Linked DNA regions of Homo sapiens: region 1 is linked to region 2. Evidence: chromatin contacts called from ENCODE Hi-C or POLR2A ChIA-PET data. All regions are on one chromosome and are shown on one strand. The core of a region is the stretch at or near the end of the contact, and the rest is flanking DNA. Distances in the headings are between cores, read along the strand shown.

Region 1 (4,010 bases), core at 855-3,354, 650 kb after region 2:
GGGGATATGCTATGTGGTTTAACCAGCATATACTAACTACAAAAATTGACATGGATTCAAAACACCTGTGTCATAGGACGGTGGGTGTTTGTTTTTTTGTTTTGTTATAAAGCAGAAAATAAAACACAAAGGCCTTTGAGAACAGGGATTGTTAAGGGAATAGAAGAGTATGGAGAAAAGAACACTTTATTTGAAGTTAAGGTAATTGTGTACGCCTGTGTATGTGTGCGCGCGGGGGCGCGCGAATGAGCAGGATTTAGTTTCATTTAAAGATAACATATTAAAGTATCTTGGACAGCTCAAAAGTGCTGTTCAGGAAACAAAACCAAGTGAGCCAAGAAAAACCAGAACAGTGCTTTTAAAATCCCTGGCAAAGCAGCAAGAGGATGAAGAGTTGGTTTTGCATAGTTTTGAACACAGGGTGTAAAGGTGCTGAGGCATCTTTTCCCACAAGTCACTGAAATCCTGTGAGAGTGTGTGAGTGTGTGTGTGTGTCTGTGTGTGTGTGTGTGTGTGTGTAGAGGGAGAGGTTCTCAGATGTCTCTCTTGCAAAGCTTCCCAGAGCACTCTCGCTTCCCTAGCCCCCTCCCGCCTCACTCTGCTCACCTTTCCCCCCTCCACTTCCCAACCACCCACATCAAGCCCTTCATAGATTTGCGCCCCTTGGATCATCTCTGCCGCCTGTGACTTTCCCTGGAGCCTAGCAGGTTCTGGGGCTGAAAGGCAATCCGCCAAGGCGCCCTGGGGCGCCGTCAGATTTGGAACATAGAATGGGAAATAGGGCCTTAAAGCCCACCTACTCCAAGATGAAGGAGGAGCATTTTTCATCAGGGTTTAGCCTGCTCCTCACCGGATGGTAATCAGCACTCGCTTGACTTGGCGTGGACCACCTCCTAATTATCTCCATTGGATTCAGCCCTAACAGTTCTCGTGTGTCTGTGATACCACGCGGGGTCGTGATCTCCTTACTCAGCTGTGGCTTGGTTTCAGTGGTCCCTCCAGTCCCGTCCCCTGTCCCCGTCCCCCTTTCCTTCTGGCTACTTTATTCCATAGAGGAAGAAGCGCTGAAGGACTACGTTGAATCAAAGCACTTGCAAGCCTATTCATTAGTTTTTAACACTGAGAAGAGGCAACTAAAATATTATTAGAACCTCATTGTAAGAAGTGTGGGGGAGGAGGTTGAGAGGCTGAATCCAACCGCAGCCAGGTCAAGCCATTGGAAGGGACTACAATGTCCCACAGCTTTCTCACTGTCAGAGAGGAAGCTGCAACTTCAGCCAGAACTCCCTTCCCCTCCCCTTCCCCGATTTTGAAAACCGTACCCCTTCTTCCGCCTTCGGGACTTCCCTGACCTATCCCTCACCCGTGCCATGCTGTCCCCTCCCCTCCGCGGTCTTTCTCCCCAACTCCATTCGCCCCACCCCACCTGGGCGAGTTGGGTGGATGTCAGAAGGCGAGAGGTAGGGGATGGAAGTCCCTTCAGATTAAAGACGTTGCTTGCTGCTGCTTTTTAAAACAACAACAGCAATGACAAACGTGCAAAGGTGAGCGAGAACCAGTGCATCTCAAAAGTTGGTCTTGCTACGCAGCAGCTCCAACAGACTTTGCAATCACAGCGCCCCAGGAACACAGGAATGAAGAGTTGGCATTTACTTACCTGGGTGTGCCAATCTCGAAGAGTGGAGAGAGAATTCAGCCCGGGACGAGGTCTGTCCCGCCCCCAGGATGCAAAATCCGGCTTTGAAGTGGAGGTGGTTGGTGTGGTAGTTTTGTACTGATGTAAGGGGCGTCGCACCTCCTTCCCCTCTCGTCCTCCGAGGTCAGTTTAGCAACAGCGGCTGGGAAAGGTGCTGAGAGCAGAGTTCGGTCTCTCCGGAAACCCTGACTCCATTCTCGGTGATGGGGGTGGGGGAAGAGGGTGAAAATGTTGGAGATGTCAGGTCGGCTCTCAGTTAACTCGGAGAGTAAAGAGGAGGGTACTGAGAAAAGAGGGAGGGAGTGGAGTGGAGCGAGGGAGGAAGGAAAGGAGGGTGGCAGAAAGAGAAGGGGACGAGCGGGTGGCGGGGAGATGGCAGCTTCTCACAGAGAGATTTCCACCTTCTGACGAATCCCATGCACCCAGCAACCCGGCAAGAGACTGGTTCCGAAACCTCCGCGCGAGCGCCCCCTGGGGGTTGCTGACGGAGACGAGCATTGCCCCGGGAACCCGAGCTCAGGCCCCGCCCAGGCCTTGGCGGCGGCGCTCTCCGTGGTCCTGCCGCGCCCGCAGTCTGGGCTTTCTGCTCAGCTTTGTCGCTCAACTGAGCTCCTGGGGACACTTGATTTAGATCTCCAAGTGCTTGGTCTCCATCTCCACTCTAGGGTGGAGCGGTCGTATCGCGGCGCGGGTGTGGGGGGAATGGGAGTTACACTTTTTGGCACTCACCAAAGAAAACTTCTTAGATGGGTGCTTAACTGTCACCAAAAATGGTAAAGGTGTTGCTAATCTCTGGATCCTTCGTGTCTACAAAACTGTCTGGCGTATGGCAGGAGCCTGGAAATTATTTTTAGTAAGTAATGCATGAGTAAATTAATGGACAAAGAGTATTTTCTTCATCTCATGATGAGTTTCTGAATACATCTACCTCACAAATAAGATAAAGAAATACTTAGGGAGTACTTATGCTTAAAGATAGATATAAATATGCTGTCTTATGTAAGGGGTGACCACTTCCACATGTTTTAAAGCACTTTAGAGAGAAAGTATGGCCTTCCTATTTCAAACTTATTCAAATTCAGACAAATGAACTTATTCAAATACAGGGCATTGTTTCTGATTATGTCTGCTACCATAGACAAACTAGACAACTAAATTCTCTCTGCACATTGGTATTGTCAGACTCACAAATTGGACTTTGGAATTAATGAAGTAAAGTGAATGACGGTCTCTTTCTGACATTGGGATGGTATAGAGTGTGTTACATCTAACGTGGAGGGGAGATGGAAGGTCTTCCTTCTCACCCTATTAAGGGGCTATCTAACAAAGCCTCTCCAACCTGAAGGTTGGAGGAGATATTAGCCAAAATCTTTTCACTAACCATGAAGTTCTCAATTTCAAAGTCCAGAAAAGGAGAACCAATAGGGTAAGGAGGAAGACCCCCTCTTAATTGTTCTATAGAAGTAGACAGAAATATCTTTGATAAACAAAGGGACAACCTTCTGACAGAACACAAATAACATTTTTCTTCTTTCAGTCACCTCTAAAGCCTTTCTGAAATAGGATAACACTAAACATGGACCCTGGAAAGGACCTCAGGGAGCTTCTCTGTACACTGAAACTACCACAGAAATCCTTGGATTTGCTTTGATTGCAAAAACTTGGGTCACATGGCTATGCATAAGTCAATCGTTGTGACCTTTGGATATGGAATTACACTAATGGGCCAGGACTTCCACAATGTCTAGGAGCATGTGATGTCTTCTATAGCACTCCTGGAGCCAGGATGGAGCCCCACCTGATCTACACACATTGCGAGTGAGACACAGGGACAATTCTCCAAGGGATATTCAGGGTCCTCCTACCAGGAAAGGGGAGACGGATGCTAAGCAGGCAAAACCAGTGTATGACTACTAAATATGAAAATGTTAAGTCCAAAAACATTACTTCCAGGTTTTGTTAAGAGGTAGCCTCAGAGATAAACTCAAAATTTGAATTGGATTGAACTTGCAAAGATGAAGGAAGAAGAAGGAAAAGTCATTGTGCATTTCCTTGCATGTTAATTGTATCCTCTAAAATTTAATTTCTATGAAGGCAAGGGATATGTCTGTTTTGTCGTCTTGTTCATAATTATAACCCCAATGCCTAGAAAGGTGTCTACCACCTTCTACATTTATAAAATTAAAAATAATATAAATACCTTAGGGACCATTCAACATAAACTTCTTATATTACAGGTGAGAGAAAAGGAATTAAGATGTGCTGAGCATGTACTATTTCCAGGCAATCTGTTAGGCACTCTACTTACCATCCC
Region 2 (3,653 bases), core at 991-3,490:
TTTTCATTATTATTTTTAAAATAATAGATTGGTTTTCTAGAATCTTCCCATGCTGACTACAGAGTTATTTTTGGTTCCAGGTACCATTATGAACTTGGAACAGCTCTTTAGGTACATGGCTCAGCCCTCTACCTGCAGCCTTGAGTCCTGGGCATTCTGCCTTAGGATAGTGGAATGGGGGATGGTTGGTGGGGGTGGGGCAGAGGCAGAGAAGGATTTGAAAGGGATGGCAAGGTTGGGGGCTCTAAAGGACTTCCATATTCATCATATTCATCTAGAAAAAGCTCTGGTCTCCAAAATCATGAAAACTCGTACAGCTGTTGCCTTGGTTTTACAGTTTTTCATGTTGCCTTTGAAATCTTTGAAGTCATCTTGAAAAGTCCATCTTTAAAGTCTCAAGTAACCAGGAAAGAAAGAACAGCTTGAAGATCTGGAAAGGGCATGTTTGATCCTAAATCATTAAAGGTAGCCTATCTAGGAGAAAAACCAAGTCGCCTTTGGAATGCTAGTGGAAGGGGGAAGGCCCCGGTTCTCCACCCTGGTTATTAGTTACCTAAAACATATTTTAAAAACCGCATATGTCCCTGTAGGACCCCATACATTCTGATTCAACTGGTCTGTGGTAGGAAAAAGTGGCAGCTTTTAAAAATTTTTAGAAGCTTTTTGCGAGGTGACTCTAATGTTAAAGCAGGGCTATTTCCAAACCCCCTGGAACTCTAGCAGGCCAGTGACAATTGTATCACACCTACAGACTCATCACTTTAATGCAGTTGCTTCATGTTATTAGATAATATCCCTGCCCCACAACGCAGAAGACTAAGCTAGGAAAGATGATGTCATACAGCTCATCCCTCCTTCAAACACTGGAGCGTGATGAGTGCAGCTCAGTTCCAACACTTGGGTCTTTATTTATTATTATTATTTTTTGTAGAGACGGGGTCTCGCTATGTTGCCCAGACTGGTCTCAAATTCATGACCTTGAATGATCCTCTCACCTCGCCTCTCACAGTGCTGGGATTATAGGTATGTGCCCAGCCCTGGCTCCTCAACGTAAGACATAGCACTGTGCCCCAACCCTCAACTCCAAGAATGGCTACATTTACTTTCTGCCTGGCACTGTTCTAAGTGCCTAACATATCTCAACATCCCTAATAGGTTGGTATCATCTCCACTTAACAGATGAGCTGCTGGGATCTGAGAGAGTTAAGTGACTTGTTAAGGTCACAAACCTGTTTCTGGGTGGGTCCGGACTCTTTCCCACCATATGCCGTCACTTACAGGCTGTGAGTTTATGCCCAGCCCCCCTCAAGGAGCTGCCTCCTGCTTTCTATTGCATAATCAATATCGACACCTGGTGTAGGGGCGCTCTGCAGGGTGGGGAAGGCCTGGCCTGGAGTGAGGGATCCTGCATCTCAGCATCAGGCCCTGAGTAGGCCTCTGCCCTTGTGGTAGGGTAACCCACCCTCCTTCATAGCTCAGAGGTCTGAGGGGGTTTGAGGGAAAGACTAGAAAGCCTAGGAGGCTTCTTCTATCTCTCACCCCTCCTCACTCCCAGTCCTGTGCCACAGGATTTCACTCACAGCTCCTTCCACCCCCACCCTTCCCCTGAAAATCTCACTGCCCTGTGACTTCTCTATGTGCCACTCCCTGTGCGTCAGACCCCCACGATCAGCTGCCCACTGCCTATGGCCACCCCAATTCCTTAGAACTACACTTATCACTGCTCACCCTTCTCCTACTCTCCCCCTCTCAGAAAATGACACCACATCCAGGAAACTCGGAACCACCACTAGCCCAGCGCTCCCTCTTCCCCATTCACTCAGTCACCAAGTCCCCTCAATTTCACCACTCAAGATAGTTGTCAGACCATGGCGCCTGTCCATCTCCATTTCCCTAGGATAGGCCTTGGTGTCTGAGGCCAACCCTGCCTCATTTCCTCCTAACCCCCACCCAGGCCTTGTGCTTTGTGTACCACCACACCCAACCAAAGGTAGTTATTACTTCTTTGGCTCCCAGCACTCAACTGAGCGCCCCAGCTCTTCCTCACCTGCCGGGACACTCCAGCTGACTCCAGATTGCGACGCAGGCGTTTACGTACCAGCCTTTCTCCAGGTTCAGGGCGCTGCCACATCTTCAGCCCCGACCCGCCGCAAGTCTCATTTCCTCCTAACCCCAACCCAGGCCTTGTGCTTTGTGTACCACCGAACCCAACCAAAGCTAGTTCCCTGACTTGCTCTTTTGGCTCCCAGGAGCCTTTAGGTACCGGCCTTGCGCCAGGTTTAGGGCGCGGCCACACCTCTAGCCCCGCCCCACCGCAGGCCCAACCCAGAGGCTGCTTTCGGTTACCCTAGGGTTCCTGGGCCCTGGACTTCAACCCGGTCTGCAAGCCCCGCCCTGATTAGCTGCCTCCCGCACCGGTCGCGGCGCCCCGCCCCCAGGCGCCTAGGTTCCTCCCCTTATCCCTGCAGGGATTGGGCCTTGCAGCACCGCCCAGGCTCGGATTGGTCCGAGGTGAGACCCGCCCCTCTGCCCATTGGGCCTTCGGGACAGCAGAGGAGCAGTGTCCGGCCATGGCCGGAGCCCGCAGGCTGGAGCTAGGCGAGGCCCTGGCGCTGGGGTCGGGCTGGCGTCATGCGTGCCACGCTCTCCTCTACGCGCCGGACCCTGGGATGCTCTTCGGCCGCATCCCGCTGCGCTACGCCATACTGGTGAGAAGGGGGCGCGCCCGGCCACTTTCTGCCTGAGCCCCGCACCCTCTCTGGTGGTCTCCTCTGGGGCGCCCCTGCCAATCCCCGCTTCCCCCTCCCGCAGATGCAGATGCGCTTCGATGGACGCCTGGGCTTCCCCGGCGGATTCGTGGACACGCAGGACAGAAGCCTAGAGGACGGGCTGAACCGCGAGCTGCGCGAGGAGCTGGGCGAAGCGGCTGCCGCTTTCCGCGTGGAGCGCACTGACTACCGCAGCTCCCACGTCGGGTCAGGGCCACGCGTTGTGGCCCACTTCTATGCCAAGCGTCTGACGCTCGAGGAGCTGTTGGCTGTGGAGGCCGGCGCAACACGCGCCAAGGACCACGGGCTGGAGGTGGGACCAGCCTGGGACTCTGTCCCTTTCCCAATTTCCTCTTCTCCCAAAGCTTTCTCTCCCCCAAGAAAGCATCCCTGGAGAAAAGTCTTTGCCCCTCTGACCTTGCCCTCTCCCCAGCTTTCTTGGTGGAGTTGGGATCGTGATCATCTATACTCTGAATTAGTACTGCCAACCTGGGCTTTCTGTAAAGGTCTTTCCCACCCTTTACCAGGAGAGATCCTTTCTAGAACACACTCATCCATGTCTCTCTGCTGTTCCCTATTGACAGTGTGATAGATTATCACATTATCTAGGTGTGGCAACCTAGGTTTTATTCTTGGGGTTTGCTTTTCTTGTGTAGGAGATGTGGCCCTGATATTTCAGGCAGGGCTAGTAGATAGATTATGTATGAAGGTGGTTCTCAAAATTTGGCAGGTAGCAGAATCATCGGGGCGTCTTATTAAAATAGCGATTTCTCTCAGCATTCCTGCATTGGTGGTGGGGCGGGGGGAGAGGAAACCTGAGAATTTGTAGTTTTCAAAAGTTCCCAAATAATGCTGATGCAAATAATCTGAGGACCACATTTTGAC

The links. A loop is a pair of places that touch in the nucleus more often than their neighbours do. ChIA-PET counts read pairs that join two places held with the same protein, here RNA polymerase II (POLR2A). Pooled maps may share reads with other maps.
Region 1: a map with no recorded cell type shows a loop between it and region 2 (10-fold over the local background). The contact joins the promoter of CPNE4 here to the promoter of NUDT16-DT in region 2. A Hi-C loop is called at or near these places in 1 of 37 single-sample maps with no recorded cell type and 6 of 50 pooled maps. POLR2A ChIA-PET finds 5 or more read pairs at or near these places in 1 of 52 experiments (WTC11).

The regions. Positions count from the first base shown.
Region 1 is chr3:132,032,910-132,036,919 of GRCh38, forward strand. It overlaps CPNE4 (copine 4), which reads right to left and starts at 2,105. Exons shown (of 16, transcript NM_130808.3): 1 at 1,658-2,105. RefSeq lists an enhancer at 1,685-1,854 and a silencer at 2,230-2,329.
Region 2 is chr3:131,379,235-131,382,887 of GRCh38, forward strand. NUDT16-DT (NUDT16 divergent transcript) reads right to left here and starts at 2,241. Exons shown (of 4, transcript NR_038976.1): 1 at 2,099-2,241. It overlaps NUDT16 (nudix hydrolase 16), which reads left to right and starts at 2,540. Exons shown (of 3, transcript NM_152395.3): 1 at 2,540-2,708; 2 at 2,812-3,081. The coding sequence starts at 2,571. RefSeq lists enhancers at 1,849-2,118, 2,410-2,979, 2,980-3,548 and a silencer at 2,229-2,528.